Linked DNA regions of Homo sapiens: region 1 is linked to region 2. The links are chromatin loops, found by intact Hi-C in ENCODE. Cell type or tissue: PC-9. All regions are shown on one strand. Links, peaks and the distances in the headings refer to the core of each region. The heading gives the core; the rest is flanking DNA.

The links. A loop is a pair of places that touch in the nucleus more often than their neighbours do. Peaks named below come from ENCODE experiments on the same cell type or tissue, not always from the same donor. Only the 100,000 strongest peaks of a DNase experiment are listed, where the experiment ranks them.
Region 1: a loop joins it to region 2, with 3 times the contacts of the local background. A loop is called at or near these places in 12 of 110 quality-filtered maps.

The regions. Positions count from the first base shown.
Region 1 is chr4:99,651,112-99,666,910 of GRCh38, forward strand. It overlaps C4orf54 (chromosome 4 open reading frame 54), which reads right to left and starts at 6,717. Exons shown (of 3, transcript NM_001354435.2): 1 at 6,384-6,717; 2 at 1-3,568. The coding sequence starts at 3,537. In PC-9, for the core only: no CTCF peak of the experiment used is centred there; DNase peaks (open chromatin) are centred at 4,390 and 6,870; H3K27ac peaks cover 2,932 bases.
Region 2 is chr4:99,716,659-99,732,457 of GRCh38, forward strand. No RefSeq gene overlaps it. Among named protein-coding and RNA genes, the nearest start is that of C4orf54, 67 kb to the left of the region's middle. In PC-9, for the core only: no CTCF peak of the experiment used is centred there; DNase peaks (open chromatin) are centred at 5,553 and 7,103; H3K27ac peaks cover 3,091 bases.

The DNA of each region.
Region 1 (15,799 bases), core at 3,438-11,437, 65 kb before region 2:
GCCGCCCCCTTTGCCCATGCTTTCCCTGGGCTCTCGGTCCATGCTGTCTTCCCTCTGGTTCACTACAGCCTGGCATGTAATCACCATGGGGGACAGGGATCCAGATCCGCCAGCTGCTGCAGACAGCTGCCTGGGTTTGGGTCCAGTCAGCCCCTGCTCTGGGGTAACACTGCCCTTGTCACTACTATCCCCTGACCCTTTAATTAGTTTCCTGACATCTCTCACCTGGTGGAGGGGGCCTTGAGCCTTGGACTTGTCTCTGATGTCTCTCACCTGGAAATGGGGCACTTTTTCTAGGTTGTCCCCGCGGAAGAGTTTCTGCTGTGCCCTGCTGTTGTCCTCGATGGTCTTGAACAGGTTAGAGGCGCTGCCACCGGCCAGCTTGGGCGTGAGCAACTTGGCAATGTTGAAGTCTGAGCTCGGCTGCTGCACACTCCCCAGCCGGATCTTGATTTCGGGAGCCTTGGGTCTGATCACCGCTGTGGAGGTGGCCTGAGCAGCAGGGTACTTGGTGGCCTGCTTCCTCGGCTGCTTGTCCTTGGGTGTCTGCTGGATGTTGGGGACAAAGAGGCGAGACATGATGGTGTTCTTGCTGGCAGAAATCTCCCCGAGATCAGCCCGCCAGTCGCCTCCTTTGGGCAGCTTCAGCTTCCCTATAGGGGCTTGTTCCTCCCTCTTCTCGGCCTCTTTCTCCTTCCATGACCGGAACGCACTGTTCTGACTACGGAGGAAGATGCCCTTGACGGTCTCTGAGGCACTCTTTTTAATTTCACACACTTCTGTGTGTCCATCGGTGAAATTCCGGCCAGGGCCTGCGTTGCGCTCGCGAGGAGTACTGGCTTTGAAGACTGGAGATTTGGAGCCCGCCACGGACCCCTCCCCGCCCGCGTCGGACATGCTGACCACTGTGTACTCGGAGCCGGCCTCGGAGTGACGAGAGCTCTGCCTCTGCAGGCCCCTCTCTCGCTGCCTCTCGCTCCCGCGGGCGCCCTCCGTCTCCTTGGAGGTGCCTGAGAGGTGGTGGGATGTATCCATGACTTCTCCCCTCTCCATTTTGAACTCGTGTTCCCGCTGCATCTTCTTGGAAATGACATTTTTGAGCAGACTGGAGGCGAACTTGGACTTCTGGGGGCCATCGGCGCGGGAGGTGGGCTTGCTGCCCTCGGAGGTCTCGGAGCCGTCGTCCGTGTATGCCGACCCGGGACCCTTGCCGGGGCCTTTGGTGGCCCTGCCGGGCCCAGGGGCCGAGCTGGCTTTGCTCTCACTGCGTACATTCAGGGGCTCCAAAAGGGTGACGACGCGGGAGCCCGTCTGGACCTGCTTCTGGAAACACAGGGGCGTCTCCACATGTTTGATTTCCCCCTCGACTTTGCTGACCACGAACTCCAAGGCCTTGGTCTGAGACTTCTTGGACTGGATGTAGAGCTGGTCGGCAGTGGCCCGGGCCCCACTGCCCTTCCTCAGACCTGCAGCCACAGAGGCCGCGCTGCTCCTGAGGAGGCTCTGCTCCACCCTGGCCCCAACACCCCCACATTTTAAGTCCAGGAAAGTTGACCAGCGCCCAAAGCCCACTTCGGAGAGCGTGGTGGAGGACTCCCGGGAGCTGATGTTCAGAGCCTCAAAGTAGGGGTAAGCCAGGCTCCGGAAGGCCCGGGAGGTCAGGTTACGCACCTCTTTGTCCGCATCGTCCAGTTCGCTCACGGCACTGGAGGCTCCGCTGGAGTAGTCCACCAGCTCCTTCGCCCGGATGGCCCCGCACCTGGTTTGCAGGCGAGCAGGTACAGCAATGAATTTCTTTGCATGGTCCTGAGCCACTGCTGCAGCCGGGTTTTGCTTCAGCGAACTTGAATTGTGTTCAGCAGCTGTAGAGACGCGGAGGCTCATGTCGCCTTCATGCTTGGCAGCATAAATAATGTTTTGCTTTGCACGCACGTTGCTAGGCTCATTTATAGCCCGGGAAGCCGGTTTGATTGATAGGAGGATCTGGCTTGCTGCACTCCCACAGCTGCTTGCGGCGGCGGCTGCTGCCCCTGAAGCTGCCTCCGGGGTCTCAGGCAAGGGCTCAGTCAGGGGGGCAGTGCCAGGCCCAGTGGGTGGGGGAGTGGGGCCACTGTCAGAGGGGCCACTGCCCACTTCGGTGCTGCTGGTGTCGCGGCCACTGCGGCCTGCATTGGGGCGGGCCAGGTCGCTGCTTGTAGGGCTGGGCGTCCGGGTGGTGTTGGTGCTGGGAGTGGTGCTGAGGTAGCAGCTGTTGTCGTCGTCCTCTTCGGTCAGACTGGTGATGTCCCCTGGGGTCTCGTCGCTGCCACCAAAGGAAGCATAATCCACGAACGAGTAGATCACGTTGTTGTCCTCGAAATCCCAGCGGGAGGCCAGTCCCACGTCGAAATCCATGTCCTGTTCCACCTCACTCAGCTGGATCTCATGGGTGGTGATGTAGTGAGCCTCTTCGACTTTGGGGGGGTCCCTGCTGCCCTGGGACTTGGCAATAATGTCCCTGCACTCTGTTCCATCTCCTGCCCCTCCTCCCCCTCCTCCTTTTCCTCCTCCCCCTCCTCCTGATATTTTCTCTCCTTCTCCTCCCACGGCCTGGCAACCTTCACTTTCACCACTCTCACTCTCGAAGCCTAAGGATGAAGAGGAGGTGGCCAGAGCCCCTGTGGATGTGGTGGAGTCCTCCATTTTGGAAAGGCCATCCTCTTCTGCTTTGTTCATCGGGGAGGAGGATGAGGAAGATGAGAAATTGCCACCCTCTTCAGAGGCAGAGTGCTGGGATCTAGAGAGTTGGGAGGAGGCAGGATTGTTCTGGGGGCTTGGAGTCTTGCTGCTGGGTTCATCTTGGGCTTTCTCCTTTGGGCTCCTAGAGGCCCTCTGACCCCCAGGGCAGTGCCCCAGGGTAAGTTTCATGGTCTGGGGACTCTCCCTCTGGACTTCAGCTGAAGCACACATGTCCACATATTTCGCTTCTCGCTGGGAGGAGGCTGAAGGCTTGGGAAGTGGCCACAGCTGCTGCTTGAGCTCCTGGCTGTCTTGAGCACTGCTCACCCCGTCCCCCACCTCCGCCTGTCTTGCTTTCGAATTCAGCTCAGGAGGGGCAGCTTCCATTATGAGCCCTTGCCCAGGTTTCAGCGACAGGAAGAGACAATGGTGATCGCTGGGGAAGTCTTGGGTCCGTCTCTGGCCCCGGAGGGGCTGCAGAGTTGCCCGAAGCAGGGTCCCACGTATCTGGACTGGCCCCAAGGCTGTAGGCACTGCTGCCACTGCTGCCACCACCTCCCAGTTCTTCAGCCCCTGTGGCGGGGCCGCAGCAAGCCTGAGGGAGGTGGGAAGGCTCCTGGATGAGGCGGTGGAGGTGGTCTGTGGCTGGGGGGCTGCTGCTCCGGCCGAGACTGTGGCCAGTGTTCTGTAGCTGAGCTGTCCTGTCCAGTTGTTTGCCTGGCACCGTCGGCAGCAGCGAGGAGTCTGAATGCCATCGGCCACGGAAGAAGCAGCATCTGTAGGTTGACCCCGGGACTTCCAGAAATGAAAGGAAAGCATGTGCTGTTTCTTGTGAAGCCTTGTCCCTTTCCTGGATGGGGCGAGAGAAGGTCACGTCATTCCAGAAATATTTTTAGTGTCCATTCCGTAGTCATATCGAAACCACACTTGAGGGTAGAAAGAAGAGGCTCTAATGAGATGAAAAGAGAAGGTTGGGGGTGGAGGAGGCATGTGGATTCTAATTCAAATCAGCCAAATGTTCTATGTAATCTATTATAGCGATGTCTAGCAAGTATGAAATTATTCTTTCCTCACAGCCATCTTTCACTCTCAAGTTTTTGATTAAATGGTTCCCCCCACTTGTTCTTAAATAAAATTCAAATTTTTCACGCATTTCGCATGAATTAAGGACACTCTGGAAATATTTCAAAGTCTCCCTGGTACATATGGTAGCCTTATATTTGCCTCAAAATCTATGCATTTCTTTTTCTTTGGAGAGCCAAATCAGATGAGTTTTGGTAGTAAAACTTTTCATAAGAATAGAATATTCCATCCCTCTTTCCCCAAAGTTACACTCTATGAAACACGACCTGTTTGGTTCAAAATAGAAGAATCTCTCCTAGAATCCTTACTGTGGTGACTCAAAGTATAAAAGGGCAATTTTCAAAGACCTAAACTTAACACTTTAAGCAAACTTTTCATTATGGTCACTAAAAAGGGCACATGGAGCCAAAATTGACACTACTTCAAATCCCTACAGTGCCTTAATCAATCTCAAAAAAGATCCCTAAACTTGTAGAACCATGGCAAGACAACAAACCTCCAATTAAATATAGCCTGAGCTGCAGCCTCATGATTCGGTTACGCTGGCTGAATTCCAGGCCTGCAGGGCACTGAGTCAAAAAGCAAAAGAATAACAAATACACTTACCCTTCAAGAGTACAGTGCGGCTTGGAGGGAGATTCAGAGAGGAAATGTGACCCACTGGCATGCCCCATGGAAACGAAGCCAAAATCCCCGTTCACTGGCTCTGAGGTACCTCCATTTCAGACAATTTGGTAGTTGTGCAAGCAAATTTGCCAGTCAACTTAAGATGGGGGTCTGTGCTGGCCATCCTCAGAGCTGATTCCTTGGGTACTATCGGTGGAGAACCATGATGCTTGATTTTGGTGAGATCTGACCCTTGTCACCTGCCAGGCCCAGTTCCACCACTATACATAGTCTATGTGTCACTTATGCCGATTGAATAAAGCACTATTTTAAACAACCACATTTGCAGGGAACAAAAATAACACCATCAACCATCCCCTTTCAACATGAATGCCACCTCCACACAGAAAAATGTTCTTTCCTCCGAATAGGCATGTGGGTAGGTATGGAGTGGGAGCCCCTAACAACTGAAGCATCTACCTTCTCATACTTGGGCTGTGGACAACACAAGCCTGCCGTTATCCTCTCAACTCCTTTCTGCCCACACCACTGCCATTAAAAGTATGACTTAAGGCAAGACTAAAAATACCAAGAATCAGAATATAGACATAAAGCCAGAGATCTAGGTGAAGAGAGTAAAAGAGGAAAGGAAAAGGAAAGAAACAAAGAAAGGAAGAGAATGAAAGAGTAAAGAGCGAGAGAACTTGCTAAATGTGCAATCAACTCTTTGATTATAGAGAGCCATGTTTTTTTTTATCTTAGTTTTTTTTTTTTCTTTTGAGACGGAGACTTACTCTATTGCCTAGGCTGGTGTTCAGTGGCATGATCTTGCCTCAATGCAACCTCTGCCTCTCGGGTTCAAGCAATTCTCGTACCTCAGCCTCCTTAGCAGCTGGGACCACAGGAGCACCCCACCACGCCCAGCTAATTTTTGTGTTTTTAGTAGAGATGGGGTTTCACCATATTGGCAGGCTGGTCTCGAACTTTTGACCTCAGGTGATCCACTCGTCTCGGCTTCCCAAAGTGCTGGGATTACAGGCGTGAGCCACAATGCCCAGCTCTTAGATTCTTAATGATAGTAATTACAATATTCACAGCTAAGACTTACATAGCATTTACTATGTGCCAAGAACTACTTGAAACATTTTTAAATGTGTGTGTATTAATTTATTTGATCCCCATAACAACTTGATGAGTTAGGTGTAATCATTGTTCTAATTCCTTATAGATGGAAAAGCTGAGGCAGAATGATGTTAAGAAATTATGTGACAGACTTCAAACCCAGGCAGTCTGGCTTCAGAGCTTGGACCTTTACCATTATGCTACACAGTGTTGCTGACTTCCATGCTCAAATACTCTGCAGGGCACCCGGATTCACAATTAGAAGGAAGCCACTTATCCACTAGGCAATTTCATTTCATCTGCGTGACCACACATATACCATATAACTTGTTTGTTTTTTCTGGTTTTTCATATAACAAAACTGTGTACACATTATGTACTCAGGGATTAAGGATCATAATCCTAGAAATAAAATGAAATAACATATAGTTGGCTCCTTCAGGCAAGCTGAGTATTTTCAATGTCCCATTTAAATTTTGCTTTGAGGCTAACCGTGTCTTGGACGATAAACCATGAACACAGCTGTGAGCACTGTGGTGCATACATACTCCATAGTGGAATAGAAGGCAGAGTTTCTGCCCATCAAGTCAATTATAGTCTAAGGAGGAATTTTCCAGCACTTTTCATATGGCCTTGTCTGTCATGACAACAGATTTCAGCTGAGTTTCTCTCTGCAGTTGGCACACTACAAAATTGGAAGGTCATATGCCCTAAGTGTAGGTTAAAACATAATTGCTTAATACCCAAAGTTCTGAAAATCTACCTGCAGCATCTTGCTTCCTCCACAGAGCACAGCCCTAGTTAAAACTCCCCAAGAGGCAAAGAGAGAGCATCATTCTGACAGTAGTACTTACCTCCAAAGTATCTGTGTGGCTCCTTTACTGCTTTCTAGCTAAATGAATGCCAGTGTAGGAAAAAATTTGAAGAGAAATCTTTTTCAAATGAAGTCAATTTCCAGTCGGGTTTAATTCAAACCACAAATTCTCTTTAAAAACCATGTGAGCTGAAAATTTTGAATAGAACAGACTCTATTAAAAGCAAAAAACAACTGATAAATAGAAAAACGATAAAGGCTAAAGTAAAACAATTAAGAACCCCAAACTGCTTTCCCTCTGGCATTTTCAGAGTTCTGGAGTAGTATATGTTACTATGAAAATGGATGTTGTCAGTTTTGTTGAAATAACTTGCAGTCATTAGGTAGCCATGGAGCCTTTTATTCCTTAATATGACTACAGTCATTTTTTTAACAGATGAACTCAGTGATTGCCTACCTGATCTCAACTCTTGAGCAATTAACAGTGACTAATGTCACCAGCATTAAACCATATTAAGCAGGCATACTTGCTAGACCAGGCTAGGTACACTTAGTTGATAACTTTATATGGGAATTCAAAGAGTAACAAAGGCAATGACTCAGTATCATTATTTTTATCTCTGCAGAGAAAGTTTCTTAGCATTCCCTGAAAGTGTTGGAGATGATGGTATGTAAAAGAATGAAGGCCAGACTATCCACCAGTTGGTAAAAGGACACGGCTATATTTAGGGTTTCTGACAGTGGCATAATAAGATAAATAAATATGTTATTCAAAAGGAAGAACAGTTTATCAAAGGTGTACCACTAGACCAGAAATGAAGAGAGAGTCAAACTCAGACTCAAATAAGGAGTCAGAAAAAGGATTTACCAAACACAGACCTTCTCAGGATTTTCTGGGATGTGGTGGGTGAGGGATATTCTCTGACTACCTGAAATTTTGTGTCAGGCTTTCCATAGACACTTGCACAGCTATTCACACACACTGATGGAAAGGAGTCTCTTCTGCGGGCCACAGATTAATACTCAGAGGGTGGCCAGCTGTTTCTCCTCCTGGCCAAGGTAGGCATGCAAAAGAATTACATCTGAAGGAGAGGCACCGTATTATCTTTTTTCCTGAGGGTGCCAAAGAGTGCTATTTATTTGTCTATTGGGGTAAATCCTTTACATATTTTTGCTCATTACTCCTCTCAAACATACCATGAAAGAACAACTATTATTCCCATTTATAGATAAGAATTGGAGGCTGAGTGAAGACATGTGCCCTGAATGACTTTTCATAATCATAAGTGCTGGAGCCTTGATTAGAACCCAGCTCTGAGTGACTGGAGCTCACGCTAAGTTGATGATTGAGCATTCAGTCTATTTGGTGGAGGTCACAGGGTCATGCCCACTGCTGGCCAGTTAGCTGTTTCACAGCCTCAACCAGCTGCCTGCACACAGGAACAGTTGGTCACCATGGAGTCCAAGGAAACGGAGTGGCAGGATTAGTATAAAACTATCCCTGTGAATAGAAAAACAGCATGTACCGTGAGGATGAATAAGTAGCACTATCTTCTTGTGCAAAGAAGAGCACGTTATTGTAGAATCATGCCATACACATTGTAGATGCAACCCCTTAGCTATGCCATTAAAACTTGGAAGGACAGGAAGAAACAATTCACCACCAGAAATAAAACCTTACTAACAGCCACTCAAGCCTGCACACAGAGGCCAGAGGTGATGCAAAAATGTTTGCTACTTTCCCCCTTGCATCAGGTTGTATATCAAGGAGTCACTCCTCTCTGATCTCCCTCCCTCTCCTTCTCCTCTCTGAATGGTCTGTTAGGCATCTGCCCTCCCTTTCCTCACTCCCATTGCCCCTCTTTTTCCTCTTAGTACCTGACTTGTTGTCCCAGATAGTGGTTTTCATCTGGCTTTCTCTCAAGGGAGTTGTGGAAGTTTTGGTGTTTCAGATTTTGCTGGATAATGGAAAATTATTCCTTCCAGACTAGCCTCAGAATGAAATATCAACAGGACAAACAAATCTTTCTCTATATAATACTGGCAACTTCAAGTAGCCTAACCCTAAATCTTGGTCCATTTTATCCGAGACCTCTGTCTGTTATCCCAGCATGAACGATATAGGACCCGAAAAGTGAGTGGCCAAGGATACCCTCCCCATTGTGGAGGGCAGGACAGAAGAGCTGCCTCATTAGGCTTTAAGAAGTTACTGTAAGTTTTTTCAGGTTGATGTTGAAACAGTGTTTCATTAACCAGCCAGCTCAGCTACCTGTCTATGAACCACATGAGTGACTTATTTCTGTGATTTTTTTTAAGAAATAATTTTTTTCACCTTTTAATTCTTGATATTGCATTTTTGGGGCTAAAACCATGTTTCTGTTTCTGTTTATTTTGGAAAATGTTTCTTCTCCCTACACATCTGATTTCAGACTTCAGCAATTTCAAACACGAGCCTGTAAAGATACACTCAATATTTTATTTTTTAGCTTTCTATTTCTATGAATATTTTTGAAAATTATTTAAGATGTCATGTCTTCGCTTTCTTTAAATCTCACATTCAAACCTTCACAAACCTCAAGTACTGAGATGCAAATTAGAGCAACTTTTTAGAAAACAATCTGACCATTTATATCTATCATACAAAATGAGAAAGACTATGAAGGCTTAACATTATATGCATGAGGATGCTTGTTGTAGTGCATTATGATAGCAAAAAAAAAAAAGGAAGCCACCTAAATATCAATCAATAGAGAAATGATTGACTGATTACAGTGAATGCATGCTATGGAACATTGTGCAGACTTTAATTCAAATGAACAGTTTTAACCTTGAAAGGATTTCCATGAAGAGAAAATTGAAGAATAAAATGTGTTAGTACCATTCCATTTCAAAAATAACAGTAACAGGCCAGGCACGGTGGCTCACGCGTGTAATCCCAGCATTTTGAGAGGCCAAGGCGGGAGGACCACGAGGTCAGGAGATCGGTACCATCCTGGCTAACACGGTGAAACCTCGTCTCTACTAAAAATACAAAAAAAAAAAAAAAAAAAAAAATTTGCCGGGCATAGTGGCGGGCGCCTGTAGTCCCAGCTACTCGGGCGGCTGAGGCAAGAGAATGGCGTGAACCCGGGAGGCGGAGCTTGCAGTGACCCGAGATCACACCACTGCACTCCAGCCTGGGCAACAGTGCAGACTCCGTCTCAGAAAAAAACAAAAAAACAAAACAATAACAATAACAGTAACATCCATTTAAGTAAGCATAGGGTTCTATCAGCATGGAAAATATTATGGGAGTATAAATACAAAACTAACATTATTTTTGTATGTCTGGGAAGGTAGAATTCAACAAAGGGATGAGTGCATTATTACATTTTCCTTTAGGTAGCTCTGTCTTGTTTGAATTGTTAGAACAAATGTGCTTTTCTTTTATAATAAAAAAATAATTTTATTTTGGAAAAATGTATTTTCTCTATAACTTTTCCTTAAGTTAAACCCAAACTAAGCTGAAGCTTGGGGTTAGAGTAAAGAACATTCACAATGAAGTAGACTAAAGACAGACATTTTAGCTTAACTTTCTTATTTTATCAGTACCGGAACAGAAGTTTAGAGAAGAGACTTGCCCAAGGTCACACAGCTATGAATAGTGGAGGAAGACTAAAATCCATTTCTCCTGACCCCAAATCAGTGTTTGCTCTTGTGTTGTTCAGACTTTGTCATCAGAGTGACCAGAAGGAGACTTAATTGCATTCTCAAAAAATTGCTGTATATTCCCTCAAAAAGCAAAAAATTTCACTGTGACATCATATTTTATCTTAAAAACTATGTGTATTTAATCAACAAACTACTGTCACATGTAAAAACATGAATGAATCTCACAAACACTTTTTTTTTTTTTTTTTTGAGACGGAGTCTCGCTCTGTCTCCCAGGCTGGAGTGCAGTGGTGCGATCTCAGCTCACTGCAAGCTCAGCCTCCCGGGTTCACGCCATTCTCCTGCCTCAGCCTCGCGAGTAGCTGGGACTACAGGCGCCCACCACTGCGCCCGGCTAATTTTTTGTATTTTTAGTAGAGACGAGGTTTCACCGTGTTAGCCAGCATGGTCTCCATCTCCTGACCTCGTGATCCGCCCGCCTCGGCCTCCCAAAGTGCTGGGATTACAGGTGTGAGCCGTGGCGCCCGGCCACAAACATACTTTTAAGGAAAAGAAGTCAGTGGCAAATAGAACATACTATATGATTCTACTTATATAGAAATCTAAAACAAGACAAAGTAATCAGTCATTAGTTAGAAATCAGGATAGTGGTTAATTTTAGTTACAGTTGTCAGAGAGCACACTGGGGCTCTAGAGTGCTGATAATCTTGTATTTCTTCATCTGGGTGGCGGTTACATGGATGCATTCACTTTGTGAAAGTATATTGAGCTGTATCCTTATGATTGTGCACTTTTCTGAATAAATGTTATACAATATAGTCATTAAGAATTAATGTGATTTTTACAATCATGTCTGTTTTCATATGTATATATTTCAAATCTTGAAATACAGTTTATGGCTTATTAAAATATGCAATATTTATTTTGTCCTTCACATACCACTTAGTACACTGCAGAGTGCCTCCAGAGGTATCAGCGCCCCTGGTGTGAGAAGCAGGGAGTCAGAGCCAACATTCAGGGCATGGGCAGTGCCACACTGCCTGAATTTGAATAGTGACTCCACCATTCCTAGTCACGTAACCGAGGAATTGTAATTTAGCTTCCTTGTATCCCAAAAGGGTACACTTCAATAAGGTTGTGCCGAGTAAGTTAGAGAACTACATTTAATGCACTCAGTACAGAACCCGGCCCATAGTAAGCACTGAATAAATGCTAATGATTGGTAACTATTGTTATGCTTTGGAGAAATTTTAACCCTTCTCCTACTACATGTGAGTCTCCGCCCCCTACCACACACACACCAGGACATCACACATTGTTTTGCATTTATCAGATGCTCAATATTTTTTAGCTGAATTGAATGCAATAATTCCCCATGGTCTGTAGAAGAAAATTTAATCTCCTTAGTTCTCCTTTAAGGTTGTCCCTCATTTCAGTTCCCACCTATTTTTCCAGTTTTAGTTTATTCACTGCTTTATATAAATCCCCTGTCCCAAACACAGTGTCTAAAACTATTCCCACAGATGCCTTGAATGTCTTTTTATCTCAGGAAGTTTCTTTGCACTCTCCCCATTCCTGAAATATCCTTTTTCCTTCTCTGTACCTTCTATAATTTAACCAATCCTTTTAAGATTGAGACTAAATTTATCTCCCATGGCAATGGTTCTAATCCTTTTTTTGATTCAGAAAACCCTTTGAGAATTTCACAATTCACTCTTTTTTTAAAAAAATACGCACATGTATACAAACCATCTAGTTTCTGAAGTTTTACAATCCCCCTGAATCCTAGACCAGCCTCCCATCTAGGGTTCCCCAGACTACCAGCACCATCACAAAATGAGTCTAATTCTTGATACCCAAAGTAATTACTCTCTGGACTAATACATTTTGGTTCTTTTATTGACATTTGCTTTCAATTGTATGTGTTTTTCCTTTCACCTTGAATGTAGGTCTCTTGAGGATAAAGATATTGTCTTATACATCTTTGTCTGTCAACATTGACGAGGCAATGTGCCTCTCACATAAGGAGCACACAATAAAGAATTGCTGACTAATTGACCCCTGATCATCTATATTCTTTTCTCCGTTGATCTCATCCTGGCCCTTTGTTTTAAACATTTTGTGTTTACTGATGATTGCTAATTTTTATGCCTTTGCCTAAACAGTGTCCTCAATTCTAACTCACATATCCCATGGGCTACTTGACATTTTCATGTGGATGCCTGACTGCCATTACAGAGGTTAAACACATCAAAAAGTGAACTCATCATTGTTCATGTCAACCTTCCCCTCAGCAAACCTTATTTCTACCCTGGTCTTTTCCATTTTAATATGTGGCACTTCATCAATTTAGACCTGGTTCTTCCCTTTTACGGTGCTCCCATTTTTAAATAACGCTCTCAAATCAACCTCCAAAGTCCATCCCAAACCCATTCCCTACTCTCCATCTTCAAAGTCACCACAGTGGTCCAAGCCCTCACCATTCTTACATGGCTCCAAGTTGCCCTCCTGCTCCCTCCGTGCCCCTCTGCAATCCATTCTCCAGCAGGCAGACATTTTTTTTTACAAATAGAAATTGGTTGCTACTCCCTGTCTTAAACCCCTTTCCATTTCATTTAGGTAAAGCCCAATCCCCTTACTTCAGGTTACAAGGACACACATGATCTGGTTCCCACCTGAACCTCCAGGGCTGCTCACATTAAGTTCCAGTCATAGGTTCCTCCCCCAGCAAACTCTTCTTTGCCTAGGGCTATAAACCGGCCTGAAAATCTCTTCCCCTTTCCCTTGGCTCTAAATTTCCAGCTCCTTCTTATCCCTCATGTTTTAGCTTAATCATTTCTTCATGGGATCTTCTCTGACCACTGTATCCAAAGTGGGAGTCAGAGTGACCATGTCCTATCCCATCACCCTGTACATTACCTTATTATTGAATTCTCTTTATAAAATTATTTTCCTGGTTTGTTGCCCATCTTTCCCACCTGAATCAAAACTGTATACAGGCAGGAATCATGTCTAACATATTTATTGTTTTAATTCTAACATCTAGGACAATACAAGCTTCATAAGGACAAAGATTTTCTTTTTTCTTTTTGTTCTTTTTATTTTTTCTCCTTTGTTCATGATATTGTCTTCAGTGCCCAAAAAAGGGCCTAGCACATAGTGAGCATCAATACATCTTTATTAACTCTGTAATGACTGAACAATAGAAACTCAGCAAATGCTCTTTTATCTACATTATTGAATCAATAATTAAATAGTCTAATAATTACTTTTGGATAACCGGAGAGAAGCTAGCAAGATTATTTAGGAAAAAATACTCCTTTACTGAATAGGTAAAAAAATTTATAATTAATGCATCAAAGCATTATGATCTATGGGTATTACAAACATGTTGTTTACAAATAGTTGTATACAAACTCCTTAGAAACACTTAATTTTCAAAAGTTTGCAAAAATTTCCTCATCTTGTTTACATTATAAATTTGCTTAGTAGAACACTTTTTAAATTAAAGCAAAGATAAAATACTTAATATGCTGTTATTAAATGATGCAAATTCAGAATTAATAAATTCTGAAGTAATAATTTTTGTTTATAATTCAGCTCAAAAAGTGATGAGGAAAATCAAGAGTAGGTCTCTTTGGAGTATGCTATAGCACTTCATTAAACCAGGCCAACAGAATTCTTCCATGTCTGTTGATCAGCCCATATATCATGTAAGAGCCTCTGTGGTCAAAATAGCTCACTGAATACATGGTCTTTAAAAGGTCAGGGGTCATTAATCAAGAAAGACTGTTTACTTTAAGCTCAGAACATTGGCTGCTTTCTGCCAGCAGCCATGGGTGATGAAGGGTGCAGGGAGTTCTGACTTTCATGGCTGAGTATCTGGGCTTAGTGGGATTACAAAGAAAGAGACATCAGCCAGATACATTTCAGGCCTGCAGACCCTTCTTATATTTATGAGAACATGTTTTCCTAGTAACAGTTTATTTTGCTGAAAACATTTAAATAAAAACCTCCAGAGACTTTTTAGAGAGGATGGCTTTTCATTCCTAGGCAAGTACCTACCTGATTTAAATGTGGTATTATTTTAGTCCCTGAAACATATACCCCCTTCCATAAGACTTGAGTTGATTTCTGTACCTTTACCACACACACAGCCTCTAAGAATAGAAATAACTGCAGAGGGCTTTTCTGACTAACTCTGATAAGCCATCCTCTCTGTATGCCTTCAGCAGCTGAGGAAGCAAAATTGTGTGCAAGAAAACCATTTCTAACTCAACACAACACACTTCTAATACGATACCTTACAGAACACTCTCTCACTGATTTTGGAATGTGTCCTCCTAGTTGAAAGATATTCTTACCTGGGTTTTCTCCCAACTGTCCTAGTGTAACTAAAGCAACTTCTGCACAATTCTGGATCAAATCTAACAGACTGATCAAATACACTCCTGAGCCACTTTGACTTCTCCTCCTTCTCTATTCCAGGTGAATTGCAGTATCTGAAAGGGAGAGACACTACTTTATTAGCAAACAGATCTGAATTAATACTTGGAACCAGGAGGCATCCATCCTTTCAGCCTTGTCACTCACTCACAGGGACATTTTAATTCACAGTGGCGTCTCAGGCTGCTATCTGGTTGGGCCTCTAAGACATGTTAAAATAAAAAGCAGGAAAGGTGAAAATTATCCTTAGAAATTCTTTAAATCACTCATAAGTTCTGATTTCAGGATTTTGAGTAAAAACCTGCATAACATAATATGTGAATGCACATACTTGTATGCAATATATAAATGCACGTATTTATTCAGTATATAATAAAGAACATATATGCAAAATAACACTTGGCAACATTTTATTTCTGAGTTCCCCATCCCCACACACAGAGTGGATGAATTTATATAAATCAAATGCCCTTGAGTTCAAGAAAGTTCTCTATTTCAGAGGTTAGATATACCTTTTGGCCTCTGAGTTCTATTCTGAAGTCTTGCTTCCTGTTCTGTGTCTGAAACAAGTCCATTTGGAACCAGCTGTGCACCTTAGACATTGTTTCCATGGAAACGCTTTCATAAATACCAATGGCCTTAATTAGACAAATCAAATAAACACAAGAAACACATATCTAGGAACCACTGACCCATATTATTAGCTAGAAAGGCAGAATTTTTTATTTCCTAGCCATAGCCCTGATCTTTTCAAATTCCTGTTATTTGTTTCCTCTCTTGTATAAAATGATTCATTCATCTGGTTTACTTGCATTTTTTAAAAAAGCCATTAAATGTGTTTTCCATTTCTTTTGGTATTCAATCAAATTTAGGTTATGTAAAATGGCAGGAGTGAACACCCTCTGTATGTGTTTACAGTATTTGTGTTTATAATGGAGTGAAAGGGTTGGGGAATACTGGGCTTTACGGCTTCTGAGCAAAGTGTTTATATCTCTCAGAATGGACTTCTAGAGCACACATTTATCCTTTTGCCGTGAATGGACATTTTCTTGTTTAGTTCTAGGTTTGCAGAACTACATTTTTTAAAAGTTCAGCTTCCATGGCTACTGGCATGAGGAAGACAATGCCAATGACTCAATTGCTTAGGGCACAGCACTGTAGAGAGAATAAGAATGATCTCTCCTATGTCTGGAAGTGGAGAAGGTAGAATACTCTTAGTGAGACACCAGGTGACCCTGTAAAATATAGCAATAGCTGATAGAGTCAGATTTAGGATTGAACAAGATAATACATGTGAATTGCTTAAAACAGTGAGCCCATCAGTGTTGTTTGTTGCTATCATTTCTATTGCAGTCTCAT
Region 2 (15,799 bases), core at 2,718-10,717:
CTCCTGCACTTGCTCACCTGCATGCTCCCTTCTGCAAGGAGTTGAGCACAGCGGGTTTGAGTGAGTGGAGTTTGCCCCTGCCAGCGCTGAAGCAGCCAGCTAGTTCCCATGCTCACACTCTAGTTCCGGTCCACAAAAGGGTCGGGGAAATTTTCCTGCTTCACTAAAAACTACATTTGTTTATAGATTTATTTAATATTATTTGCATATCAGTGCTGCACAAGGAATCAGGAGGCCTGTATTGGCTGCCAACCAGCTATGTAAACTTGGGTAAATTGCAAAGGAGTGTTGGGGCTCAGAAAATAATACCCCAAAGTATGGTGCTTTGGCATGCTGAGTACTTTGAACTAAAGAAGAACCAAGGTCTCTGATCCTCTTCTGCCCTCCTATCTCTCATCCCTCTTTCTCCTCCAAGTGCAGGGAGGGGCTTTCCCTGAAGTTTGTTTATTTGACTAAGGGAAGTTTCTTGCAAAAGAATGTAATTGTCATGAGCTCCTGCCTTAAAAGTCCATCGAACAGGGAAGATTAACTCATAGGAAAGAAGACTAAAGGTCACTATACCACCTATACTGTCACCTGAGAGACTACCTGCATAACAAAACACCTTTGCTCACCATACATTTCCTTCCCTCACCCTTTCACAGCTTGTGTTGATCCCTCACATGAAGAAGTCCTAAGCCTCTATTTCTTTCTGTAGCTCAGAATGCCATTTATAGCCTGGCATGATGGCATGCACCTATAGTCCCAGCTACTCAGGAGACTGAGGCAGGAGGATCACTTGAGCCCAGGGGTTTGAGGCAGCAGTGACAGCTATTATCACACCACTACACTTCAGCCTGGGTGACAGAGCAAGACCCTGTCTCTTAAAAATAAATTGCTATTTAAACTTCAACCATCTGACCCTTCTTTGAGTCTTATATTTTGTGAGGCTCTTGGGCATTTGCATGTAATAAATTTGTATGCTTTTCCTCTTGTTAATCTGTCTACTGTTAGTTTATTCCAGAGATGCAAATTATCAAAACATCAGAGTAGAAGGAAAGTTCCCTTCACTCCTACAAGAGCATAATAGTAATTTTTCCATTTTCTGGAGACAATGTACAGATATGGTTTTGAGAATTCATTCTCTATAGATTTGAAAACATTAATGAACTTTTTTAGCTCAACTTTTCTCATTTGTAAAATGGAGATTCTAATAATCTAGCTTTTCAAGTCAGTGTAAGAAGTATATGAAATAATGTATATAAAACAAGTATCGCATTGCCTGAAATGTAGTAGGCTTAGAAAAATTTATGTATTTGCAAATTTATTTTGCTTGCTAATACCTCCTGTTTGAAACTAAGTTATATACCTCTGTATTAGTCCATTTTCGTACTGTTGATAAAGACATACCCAAGACTAGGTAATTTACAAAAGAAAGAAGTTTAATGGACTCACAGTTCCATGTGGCTGGGGAGGCCTCACCATCATGGCAGAAGGTGAAAGAAACATCTCAATGGTGGCAGACAAGAGAAGAGAAATTGTGCAGGGAAACTCCCCTTTATAAAACCATCAGATCTCATGAGACTTACTCACTAACACAAGAATAGCACAGGAAAGATCTGCCCCCATGATCCAATTACCTCCCACCAGGTCCCTCACATGACACATGGGAATTGTGGGAGCTACAATTCAAAATGAGATTTGAGTGGGGACATAGCCAAACCATACCAACCTGCAAACTCATATAAGTCCTAACCTCAGAATTTACTATATTTAAAGATAGGGTCTTTAAGAGGTAATTAAGTTAAAATGAGGTCATTAGGGTGGGCCCTAATCCAATATGTCTGATATCCTTGTAAGAAAAGATTAGGACACAGAAGGAAGAAAAGGTGAAGCCACAGGGAGAAGATGGCCATCTACAATGTAGTCAGGAAGAGAGGTTTCAGAAGAGATCAACCCTGCAGGCACCTTGATCTCAGACTTCTAGCCTCCAGAATTATGAGAAAATAAATTTTTCTTATTTAAATTACTTAGTCTGTGGTACTTTGTTATGGAGCCCCTAGCAAACTAAACCTCGTAAAGATAATAACATCCTAATTTAAATAAACAATTAACTTGGGCTAGAGTAGCAACATAGTACGATCTGCTAATCAGCTGATTATTGTTTGATCTATATCTGATTTTCATATATAAACAAGGAAACATCATGCAAAGTGTTTCTATTTAAGGCCAGGCATGGTGGCTCATGCCTGTAATCCCAGCACTTTGGGAGGCTGAGGCAGACAGATCACCTGAGGTCAGGTGTTCAAGACCAGCCTGGCCAACATGGTGAAACCCCTTTTGTACTAAAAATACAAAAATTAGCTGGGCATGGTGGTGTGTGCCTAAAGTCCCAACTACTTGGGAGGCTGAGGCAGGAGAATTGCTTGAACCCGGGAGGTGGTGGTTGCAGTTAGATTACGCCACTGCACTCCAGCCTGGATAACAGAGGGAGACTGCATCTCAAAAAAAAAAAAAAAAAAAAAAAGTTTCTATTTAAGAGATCTCCTCTGTATCAAGCAATATTTGAATATCCCAGAATTAATGGGTTTTTTAAATGACTGATATTACATTATTTTTGAGGTCTACAAATCTTAAAATTACCTATTTGTAATATTTCTATTTTTCATATACACCTGATTCCTAATTTCAATAAACAAGAAAATAGGTGTTGCAGAAAGCTGTCTATACCCTCCATGAAAAAAAAAATAGAATGCTCTTTGAGCCAGCCAAACAAGAAAAATGCCTCTTAGAAGAAATGATTGTTGCCAAGAAGGATTTCTTTCTGCTTCCCCATCTGTCACCCTCAGCTTCCTTGCATGTGCTCTGGCCCCTGGGTACAGTTAGGAATATTTAGGTGCTAAGGAGCTCCAGCTCATTAATGGTCACACAGGAAAGGACCTTCTCCAAGGGAATGGCTGGAAAGGACCAAGGGAGGCTGTTGTCCTTAATCTGTCATACCTATAATAGATTAGTTTTTGACCAAGTTAAGGGAGAGTAGGACATTTCAGTGATTCCAGTTCAAAAGTCAAAGTTGCAATTTCATTTCATTATATTGAAATGTCCTTTCGTCTTAATTGTCTGATAAGATTTGGGCACAGGTTATGTATAAATGCTTAACTGGTTTTGAGAGACACTGAGGTTGCTCCATTTCCTACATTCCCAGAGGAGAGTGTGAGCTACTCTCACTAGGGAACTAATCATCAGCCTAGCTTGTGTATAAATTTTCCGTGAAGAGGCAAAAAGCAGTGCAAGAGAAAACACACACACACACACACACACACACACAATGAAACAGGCAGTTGTGCCATGCTCGGTTGCAACCCACAACTAAATTAAAGTAACACGACAGTAAATACGCTATAAAAGAGTAAGCACATTCTCTCAAGCCAAAGATGTGCTAAATTTGGATACCTCTATGTGGAACACACATCAGAGCTTTGAAAAATGAAAAAAACACAACTTGAAACATCCAAGCTGACTGGGGTTTAAAAAACAAACAGCAACACAGAGTATCTGGGAGGGGATAAAATATCTAACTATTCTACACAGAGTGCCAAGGCATCTCTTCTGTACTATCATTTTAAGCTCCAATTGGGTCAGTCATCTACAACCATATCATGTGCTTTGATTGACTACAGTTTGGATATTTGGTCTCCTGTAACATCTACCTCCATGTGACTTCTGAGCTAGATTATCTCTGCTCCCCTGATGTTAGTCAGGGAAAGGAGATTAGAGTGGAGGTTGGAGGGGGCATGAATTCTTTCTTAGACTGTCACAGAAGCAGCTGTTCTCTCCTAGCAGGGGCAAAGCTTCAGTCTGAAGATTTTGGTCACATTGCTTTTTACCTACTTTCCAACTTTGCAAATGTAAATTCTATAAACATCTGGGCATTTTGCATTATGAAGAAAATTGCTAGATCCTTGACTTAATTTTTAAATATCCTTTTAAGTATTTTGAAATCATTTAAGCAGACTGTAATCTGAGAATCCTTAGTTTGGGAAAGGTTTTGCTCTCCAAGGGACCGAATGGCACTTCCCAACTCACAATTACAAATTTATGGGAAGGTTGCCTGTGACTCTCAACTTTCTCCATCAAAGGTCAAGGGAAAAGAGAGTTTATATCTTTAGTCTTTGGAAAGTTTCATCAGTCTGCAAAATATTTTTCACATTTCTTAGGATTGTGGCAGTGATGTGCCTAATGACTATATCTTCAACAGGTTTAGTAACCATCTTTAAAGGTATGGTTTTAATTCAGATTCAAACTTTTACTCTCCCAAACACAGACTTCTTTCATACTCAGCATTTCTTTCTTACCTAGTGCTAATGTAATTATTTTAATAAATTAAATGCAAAAGGATACAATTTTCAACCACCTCCTTCTACTTGATAAAGTCCTACTCTACCCCAAGGCCCATCTCAGATCTTTCTAACAACCCTAGAGAATATTTTCCAAATGAGTTTAGTTCCATCATCATCTTACAGCATCATGCTTGTCCACTGTCATAACACTCACCGTATCAGCAATCTCTCACCACTGAATTATAAACTGCTTGAGGAGAGAAGCAGTGTATAATTCCTCTCTGTATTCTCAGGAACAAGCACAGTCTTTGGAATACAGTTGATGCATCATAAACCTTGTTGAAGTGAATTGTCAAGGTTTCATTGAAGTCAAAGACATCATCGGACACCTCTGTTATATGAAAATTCATCTGTGATTAAGGTGCTAAATAATGAAGTCTCTCCCAAGACAATAATAATGAGTCATGTACCTTTTTTGAGATGCTTTCTATGAAATTATAGACATGATATCAGATCTGAAATGTGGTGAGGACCGTTGCCCTTGGAATTCATACACATAATTGAGGAAAGAGCTAGTGTCAAGGTCCTTGTAACTTTGAGAGCTATAATACTACTATAAGAATGACTAGAATCACATTAAAGACCTATTCTGAGTTTCCTCTCTCTCTGTTTCATAGAGTGAGGCAAGGATGAAGTAGAACTGAATCAGTTATTTGCTTTTTATGCTTATGTCTATGCCCATGAAACTTTCTTGGGCATGCTTTCTTAGTCACATGTAACATCCCAAAAGGGCTAATCATTTCAGGATAAGTGCTCTGACTTTGATCATGCTTTGTCTTACCATCTTAGGGCCTCATTTAATACATATGTGTAACTTACTATTTGCCAAGCACAACAAATGCTGGAATTGTAGCAGTCATGAGTTACTATTTTGTTACCCAAAATTCATTCCTCTTCCCCCAGCTTCCTTATTCATATTTTTCAAAGTAACAATGTACCTGACTAAAAATCTCAACTCCCTAGACTCTCTCAGAGTTGGAGGGGTGATACCATTGCAGACAATAAAATAAACTGCAAGTTTCTGGGAAATAACCCTCATGAATGTAAGCCATTCTTGGGACAGCTCTGTTATTTGAGGCTGAATGAATATCTGATAAGTTGGCACAGGCAATCCTAAGAACTGTTGAATTGTGGCAGTCAGAAGAATGGCAGGGCTTAAATGTTGTTGCGTCATATCCTGAGCTTTTTATTTCTAGGCCAACCTGAAATCTTCCCAGTGGGTGGATGAATGAGAAGAATTGAGGAAATACACCTTCCCCTGTCTCAGGGAAGGAAGAGGATTATGGGCCTGCATTATTACCTTTAGGTCTGAGACACAGTGTGGGTGTTGGTTATAAGGGAGTTTGCATGCTAATGAATCCTTTTGGAGCTTGCATTCTGTGGAGGGGTAAAGAAATAAGGTTATAAGTGAAGGAGCAATTCCTGTGATGCTACAAAAGTCCTCCTGAGCAACAATCTGGCACTTCGAAGGGAGGCAACAAGTTCAGTATAGAAGGACACAGAGACTTTTTCTCTCTCTTTAAATCCTTATTTCCTTACAGAAATTGCTATTCTACTGCCCTCTAGGAGAAGGCTGCCCAGGACAAGAATTTCCTTGTTAACAAAAATTATGGCCAAAAAACAAAACAGTAGCAGAGATATTAAAGAAGTATCTGGTTTGGGGAGCTGGGTGGATGATCCTAAATTAATTGAAATTGAAAGGAGATATATGACTGCGTTTTTGGCCTCTCTTTTACTGTCATCCCAGCCCTTAGGTCATGTTTTATGTTCAAGGCATTGTGATCATCATTCACCTTTGACTGGAAGAGCAAAGTCACTCCTACTGGACATGGGTAAATATAGTAAGACACTTGAAATGCAATGCCCTTGAGAAGCCGGCTTCTTCTATAAGGAGCAACTTTATCTCAATAACAAACAGACAATAAAGGGAACTCCAGCTGGCCTGATGGGTGTTTTGGAACTCAAACAGCTGCTTCCGGATGTATCATTCCCACCTTTCACAGCCTTTCAGCGGAAATACTTATTGGCTCACTCAGAGGATAGAAAATCTTTCCAATTAGGCAAGTTGGTGTAAAGGCCTGAGGTGGGAGCTGGCAATGCTTCCCAGAGGAGCCCACCTCGAATGGTAGCCTGAGTTCACGCTGAATGCAAGGACAGCGCTGTATACAACCGAGGCCTTTAGTCACAGATGTGGGACAGGGGTGCCTTCGATGGGTCTTGCTCATTTTTTCTGTACTATTCCATATCTAGTATTGGATTCTTTAATTTCTCCAAACCAGCATTTATGAGGAAAAAACACAAATTCTCCCTAGGCAGGCAGTTGTAAGTGTGTGTGTGTATACATCTGTGTGTGTATGTGTGCATATGTGTGTATGCATGTATCTACATATTTGGTGGGAGAGAAGAAAAAGCCAGTCTCCTTCTCCCTGGAGACTGATTATTTGTAATTATTCAAGACATTTATAAGTAAAAATATTTATAATATTGTTTGAATGGCTCAAACATAAGAAGTAGAAGAGATGTACTAAAATTAAAAGTGTGTCTTATAAAATGAACTAACTTAGTTTAAAGAGCAGCTAAGTTTAAAGAGCAGCTTTTTTTTCTCTATCACCTGCCTACCATGCCCCAGCCAACACGATTTGCCAAGGCCAGTGACTCAGCAGAGCGTGCATTCAGCAGCTACTGAATGACAGCCTTGGAACAGTTACTGCAGGTCTCTCCACTCCTATGAGCAGTATAGTGACCAATGAGTCATGGATCTTTGCTCTCACTGTTTTCATCTTGAAATGCACACCCACTGCTGTGTGCATTTTTCTGCACGTTTCTACATTGCCTCAGTGTTATAAAACAATGCAGTAAAGGGCTGTTCTAGAGGCTGCCTGAAGTCTTCTGTCTCAAGCCAGCTATTTCCTTATCTGACTTGGCATTTAAAACAGCTGGATGGCTCTGACAAATGTGTCTTGGAGCTGTGCACCAGGGGTACGTTGCTTTATGATATGATTAAGTAAAAGCATATTCTTTCTCTTGCATTGACTTTCTGTGTGCCCTGAACTGAAATCAGTCCAATCAGTAAAATCCTGATGCAGAAAATGATAAACCCCAAGGCTTAACTACTGTTACTGAGAAAGCCCAAACTCAGCTCCCTTGACACCCTTGAGAGAGTTTACTGTTTACCTGGAAGCCATGAATTTCTCTCCTTGTTGAAAAGCATGCAATTGCCATTAGATGGAGCTCAATGAAAGAAAAAATAGAGGATGGGCTTTTTCTGGGTTAGAAAGAGGTTTTTCCTGGAAAGTCTATTGGAATTGTTACAGGGGCAGTCTCAGTCTGGTATGTGTTTCAGAGTTAGCCTCCCTATAAACCCATCAGACAGCTCTGTCCATGCACAACCATAAGCATTAACATCACTAAAACTAGTAAATATGAGATATAGGGCCCTAGAAAATTATATAAAAATCCAACAGGATAAGCTAATTTATGTTGTGTTAGAGTTTAGAGCCCAGATTTCCTCATAATTTGTAAAATGAGATTTATCTAGTGTGCTTTTATTTCCCTGCTCCTCAATCATCCTCACCACCAGGAGGCTTGGTGTTCATACATGAAGAAAGCTAGTCAAAGAGATGTATAGCCTGGGAAAAGAAAGGTAACCTAGTATTCATGTTGGAATGAAGTTTCCAGTCTGGCTTTGTGCAAGGATGGGCATGATGGCTGAGCCAACTACTGCAAGATTGTTCCCTTTTGCTTTATGGCTGGGATCAAATCAGAACATGGGTGGTCCTATGTAACAGGAAAAATGTGTGTCTTATGGGAAAAAGCCAATGCTTGTATTGTAACCATTTATATGTCATTAAGTGACACTGGGAATTTTCGAAGGACATTTCACTAAAGAACTTCTGCATGCTGAGATTTTATATTATCATGAGATCAAAACATCAAGGGAAAGAAAATATAAATAAATAACTTTACTGCATTTATTTATGTTCATATTAAACCATAGAAAGAGATTTGTAAACTATAAACAATGAAGACACTATGGATTTAAAATTGGATTTGGTTCTATAAACTGATTTGCATCAATAAGTTTTTAAAAGAAAGCTTTTTTCTCCTTTTTCAATGTGTGTATACATATGATTCTTCCAGCAATGCAGGGACTGCCCATTTGTCCTTTTCTTCCACCCCATATATATCACCTGACACAGCAGAAGATATCTGCCTTTGAAACATTTGTTTGTAAATCAAAATATATTTTAATTGCATTGGAATGGTCTTTATTACACTGTTGGGAGTAACTTCACAAGCAAAACATCTTTTAAGGAGTGAATAATGAAGCCATAGTAAGTCTTTTACTATACATAGGAGTTTATATGCTAAATGTGCATAAAGCCAAATAGTCCACAGAGTCATAAATTGTGGTACCCTCTTACATATATGACAGACATCCCCAGACTAGCCAATTAGCTCATGCATTCCAGAAAGATGTACCAGACATCCTCAAAGACTCATGCTTGGGAACTTAAGGAACCAGAGGGAACTCCGGCAAAGTAAAACCACCTGTTCTCATTCGATAGGCCTCAGTTGAGGATCTCACTCACCTTTGCTCCTCACATCCTGATTCTCATTCTGAAAACAACTATCTATCTGGCTTTGAGTCTATACTCAAAAACACATGCCTTTGCTCACATCCTGATTTTCACTTTGAAAACAACTATCTACCTGGCTTTGAGTCTATATCCAAAAACAAAGGTGGTGAGGTATCAGGAAACAATGGACCTCCTACCGAGCCTCCAGGAGGATATTTCCTCCCAAACGATAAAGGAAGAAATTTCAAGGGGAAGGAGGGCAAGGTAGAAGGAGAGGAAGACAATACAGCATAGGATGTTGTGTATTAGCCCATGATTCAACATTAGACTCATCAGTAAGTGCCTGCGTGGAAGGTTAATTTAGATTTCTATTTCTGCATTTAACGTCTTTTAAAAAGAAAAAAAACGTTGACTCCTCAAGACTCAGTGACAAACTGGGGAGAGAAAGAAGAGGATCAATGATGGTATTGGGTTCCCGACTTGGATTACAAATGGATGGTGGTGTTGTTACAGAAAAGGAGTCCTAATCCAGACCCCAAGAGAGGGTTCTTAGCTCTCACACAAAAAGAATTCAGGGCGAGTTCACAGTGCAAAGTGAAAGCAAGCAAGTTTATTAACAAAGTAAAGGGATAAAAGAATGGCTACTCCACAGACAGAGCAGCCCTAAGGGCTGCTTGTTGCCCATTTTTATGGTTACTTCTTGATGATATGCTAAATAAGGTGTGGATTATTCATGCCTTCCCTTTTTAGACCATATAGGGTAACTTCCTGACATTACCATGGCATTTGTAAACTGTTTTGGTGCTGGAGGGAGTGTAGCAGTGAGGACAACCAGAGGTCACTCTCATCACCACTTTGGTCTTGGTGGATTTTGGCCAGCTCCTTTATTGCAACCCATTTTATCAGCAAGGTCTTTATGACCTGTATTTTGTGCTGAACTCCTATCTCATACTATGACTTGGAATGCCTTAACTGTCTGGGAATGCAGCCCAGTAGGTTTCAGCCTCATTTTACCCAGCTCCTATTTAAGATGGAGTTGTTCTGGTTCACATGCCTCTGACATTCCCCCCTCCCTTTTATAAGAGAACTCTTAATCCTAAGGGTTGCGGAGGGATGAAGGTCCATCTTCTATAACTTCTTCAGGCTGAATTGGGCAATGATATTCCTGCCTAACTATCAGGGGTCTCTTGAATTCAGGGTAGAGAGGAGCTCAGTCAGAAAGCATCAATATGGTAAGGTCCATTCATAACTCTTGAGTTTCAACAAAAGGTGACATCTGCAAGATTAATAAGTGTATAATTTAAGAAAACATTCAGTAAGCTTGTCCCGTATTCCTACACAAAGAGTGTAACAGCAATATATTCCACAAAAGCAAATAAAAATAAGTAACATTATTCCAGGTAAATTAAATTAGAAGGCTCTTCATGAACTGGGCAACTGCTGGAACTAAGCTGATACAGAGTTGTTAGCTGATTGTAATGTGCCCAGAATTAGAATATTGATCCAGATTTTTACATTACCCATCCCTCTTGTTTCTTCTGAGCAGCAGCCAGAGATCACTGGTTGGTTTACAGGAATAAGCAGGGTCAGTCTAAATGCAGAAACAAACTTAAAAACAATAATAAGACTAGAATTTAATAACAAGTGTACCATAGCTTTTGAAACATAGTATTTCTCACTCCAGTTTCCCAGTTTTACTAAAGACAAATTATAGTACGACTGATTTGCTTTATTATACTTGGCCTGATTATTTGTATAAAATGCAGCAAGAATAATTATTTTTCACATAGGCTTTTTAATTATCTTTGATGGAACTCTGTTTCATAAGGAATCTCAGATAAGACTTTTTAAAAGCTGAGCCCTGCCAAATACCTATGAGTTGGGTAAATTCCTCTCCTTTTGAGGAGATAACTTGGGGCTCCCAGACCTGTGAGAAAGTTACATTCTTTACTTACCATATATTAGAAACCCTCTACAAGGATTGCTGTAGGCAAGGTATGAGGCCAGTTCCCCAAGGGGTTTTTAGTGGCTCTGTAAGTCAAGTTAAATTCCCTAAAGGGAAACACACTATTCCAGTCAAGGCCTTGGCAAAATAATCAATTTCTCCAATTGTGTCCTGTTACAAAGGAAAACAGCCTCTTATTGCACCTATGCAAATAACTATAGTGCCATAAGTTAAGAATACTCACAACTAGTTTCCAAATTCTGGAGAAATCAGGTAGAGAGAAATAAATATGCTCCAAATTTTGTTCATAGGAGTACAATCAATGGTTAAAAGCTGTAAATAGCTCAAAATAAAAGTTTCCTTGACTCTGAAAAACAAAACAGAGGATCAGCAACGTTTTAAGCAAAGTTAAAAAGACTAAACTTCTTCAGTTTAGGCCATGTAGTTAACTTCTGTTTGATGGTTATGAACATTTCAGTTCTCTATGAGAGTTCTGAAAGTTTTTTCTTTTATTCTGATGTCACAATCTCCAAAGTTATCAGAAAGCCTGCATTTCTTTCTTTCTTTTTTTTTTTTTTTTTGAGATGGAGTTTTGCTCTTGTTGCCCAGGCTGGAATGCAATGGCGCAATCTTGGCTCACCACAACTTCTGCCTCCCAGGTTCAAGTGATTCTACTGCCTCAGCCTCCCAAGTAGCTGGGATTATAGGCATGTGCTACCACGCCCAGCTAATTTTTGTATTTTTGGTAGAGATGGGTTTTCTCCATGTTGGTTAGGCTGGTCTTGAACTCCCCACCTCAGGTGATCCACCCACCTCAGCCTCCCAAAGTGCTGGGATTACAGGCATGAGCCATTGCACCCAGCCAGCAAACCTGTGTTTAAGAACACCTGCAAGAGTTCTATAGTTGATTATATAAACCACCTTCTAAAGAGGATTAAAACAAGACAACAATTGTCTGTGGATGATAAAAAGTTTAACCACAATTGATAAGGAAATTTAGTTACTTCTGTGACACACAAAATTTTACATAATAATTATAATTATTAATAACATATACTAATTCATATTAGAATTATAGGAGTTTCCCATAACTTTGAAACATATACCAATAACACTTTTATGCAAATATAGTCCAAAGAAAGCAAAACACTATTTCACATTTGATAATGCTTCCTGTATGATTTTATACCAAATAAGCCAAATTACACCTTTACATTAATGTGCTATTAATGTTAATCCCAATTTTTAATAAAACCTTATAGACATATTTAATCAATTTTAATGTTTAACCACAAGGTAATATTCTTATAAACCTTTTATAACCCTTTACATTTTTGTGAAACAGCAGATTAATGCTCTAAGAAAAATCTGTTGTGCTTCTATTCCAATGTTTAATTTACAGAAAAATTGAATAATACCCTTTTAATTTTAGCCAATATGTTCACACACAGAATGTCTTACAATTAATTTTTATAAATCTTCCGTAACTTGTTTAAACCTTTAGATTTTTTTTACTTAAAACAATCCTTTAACACTTTATTCTAGGCTGAAAAAATCCACATTCCTACGACTTCTTATAATCTTTCACCAAAAATACTTTTACTTTCTTTTCACACCTTTCATGAAAAATTGTTTCTTTAGTAGTTTTAATTACATGTTATAATGTTAAGTCTTAGCAACTTCTATTTTTGGTGAAAACCTTGGTAAATTTGAGATTTTAATTATGTACTAGATGTGGAGCCTAGCCTAGGACACACCAGACAGAAGTGCATTTAACAGCTGGCCCTCCAGCATAGCTAGGGGCTGTGGCTAACTCCACATATCCCAGGCCTTACCTTACTTAAGCAGGCAAGTTTTACAGTAAGAGTCATAGTGGCATTTTATGAAGCATTGAGGTGGCCTAACAACCTTTGAAATGTACATTTCTCACATAAATTTCCTTGCACAGATCCTTTCATGACTTACACAGACCATCTGAGATATCCTTGAACTTTCGGACTTGCCCTAAACATTCCTCCTATTAAACAACCAGTCATTTTACTTTAGGACAAGAATTTACCATACAAGATCGTTTCTTATATAAAATCTCTTTCTTTATAATCTTCCTTGTATAGTTAGGGGGCATGGCTAATTCCACATGTCCCCAGGCCTTATCTAGAATCTAATGGCTGTAAGGTAGGTAAATTGAATAGTTTTCAAAAGTCAAAGAAATCGTGTGACCTTGAAGCAGTTAGCAAATCTGATATCTGACCTCAATTTAGACCAAATATCTCCATTTTCAAGGCATTTTATATTACCAATAATCTTTAAAACTGTCTTTTCCTAAAGATTACTAAAGTCATGTGAAGAAAAAGGCATTAAAATTCCCATTTTTCTGACAAATTATTTGATTTAAGCACTTAGTTTTCTAAGCCAATTAATTAGAGCTCTTTTATATATAAACATACAACACGTATAAATACATAGGCAGACAGAAGATTCAGCACTAGTAAGATTTTTCATTTGCCAGTTTCTTAATTGGATGACTGGCTTTAGGGTGGACCCCATAGAAGAACAGGGCCAGAAAAGCATGCCATTTTAGGGCCAAATAAGCAGCAAATAAACAGCTGAAGGCAAAGACAGATCCCCAGAATTAAGAGTGCCATTTTTTACTGGTTCCTGGATCCCCCAAAGGAGGGAAATACTATGGGAGAAGACAGAGCAGTGCTTCTACTCTGCATTTCATTGCAAGGCAACCCAAATCCAATTAGCCTATTTTGTAATTAGCCCAACCTTCATGGGATTCCCATCTCCCAGTCAGGGTGGAGGTGTTTCCTTATCTTCCAGGTGGACAAAAGCATGCTTCTTTGATCCAAGTGTGCAAAGATTTGGTCAATTATCCCTCCATAACTACTATTAGCCATCCCTTAAAGTATATTTCCTACCTAGTTATTACACACCAAAACTCTCTCATAATGCGAAGTAATTTCTGATACCCCCAAAACTCAAAACCATCAGATAACACAATGCAAAACAGTACGGAAACCTTTGATTTTGAGAGGGATCTATCTGCTTTTAATTTCTAGGGTTTCATGAGGAAAACAGAAGTTTTTTTCCCAAAACGGGGTGCCTCCTCTATTTTTCCCAAGGAGTCCCAGGCTACCAGAAGTTATTTTAGGGCCTCTCGTGTGTGCATTAAGAGTGGCAAGACAAAAGAAATAGAGAATAATTCAGTCGACTGAGAAGAAAAAACCTTTTCCCAGAAAAACAAGTTCCAAGAAGAGAATAACATAAAGACCTTTTAAATATATCTATAGCTTGTTCATCCATTTTTAATTAAGCTGACTTTTAACTGTAGCACTTTTTAAAAAAATCCTTTCAGATCTTAGCTGGGCGTGGTGGCTCATGCCTATAATCCCAGCACTTTGGGAGGCCGAGACGGGCAGATCACGAGGTCAGGAGATGGAGACCATTCTGGCGAACATGGTGAAACCCCATCTCTACTAAAAATACAAAAAATTAGCCAGGCGTGGTGGCGGACGCCTGTAGTCCCAGCTACTCGGGAGGCTGAGGCGGGAGCATGGCGTGAACTCAGGAAGGGGAGCTTGCACTCCAGCCTGGATGACAGAGCGAGACTCCGTCTCAAACAAACAAACAAAATCCTTTCAGATCTCTTATTACCCGACTTTAGCCTTGCCAAGCGGCCAATATTTCTAGCTTCTGAACTTTACCAAAGGTAACCTCCTAGGTGCTTAGAGAAAGGAAAATTTAAGACAGTCCACGGACGAGAAGAGAATAGACAAGGTCACTCAGATACTAAACTAGACATGACTTATTTTGTAGGTGGGGAATCGAACACCAGACAGCCACTGTGAAAGTGCAAGACCCTGACTACTGAGCTACAGCACAGTCGCTACTTTGTCTCCCAGAAGAAGTCTAGAGTAGTTAATTTTGAGCTTCAAAATGTTTTTAACTATTTAATATGATTTTTAGAGCTAACTATGACATGAACCGTAAAATTCCTATTCCCTGAAGGCGGAGACCAAAAGAAAGCACCACCACAGGGTTAAAAGATCAAGCTCCCAAGGACATAAAACAAGGTGGAGACTTCATCCAGTTTTTTTCTTTGTTTCAGGGACCTGAAGCCAAGTTTGTTACAGACCAGCTTGCCGGGTCATCTTCAAAAGCGGGCTTACAGGTGTTCTAAGCCCATGTTTTATCCCAAAGATAAACGAATTCAAGCACAAAATACACCAGCTTAAGATTAGACTTAGAATTCTCAGCTGGGCGCAGTGGCTTATGCCTATAATCCCAGCACTTTGGGAGGCCGAGGTGGGTGGATCACCTGAAGTCGGGACTTCGAGACCAGCCTGACCAACATAGAGAAACCCCATCTCTACTAAAAATACAAAATTAACTGGGCATGGTGGCTACTTGGGAGGCTGAGGCAGGAGAATCGCTTGAACCTGGGAGGTGGGGGTTGCACTCCAGCCTGGGCAACAAGAGTGAAGCTCTGTCTCAAAAAATAAAATAACTGTTTTTTGCATTAATCTAAACTTCACAGGGAAGATAAATACTGATTTTTTTTGAACCATTTATTCAACTGTTTGCACAGAGAAAGAGAAGCCAGAAATCTGATGGGTAAGAAATTCTTACCCTTTTCCCTGCATGTCAGGCTTCTAGGTTCCCTTTTCCTAAGCAGCCCTAGTGATCCAGCTTGCAGCAGCATTGCCCTGGGGGCCAAGTCACATCATAAAGAAAAATTATTTTTTTTTCATTCTGGCCAGAGCAAAATACATGTGATAAAACATAGACATTAGCCACTCTGCTTAGCACCCAATATCAAACTGGCAAGGCTTAAATTTGCCCTCAGATGGGCCCCATCATCTTTAATCCAACCTCTGACTAGGAGTTTC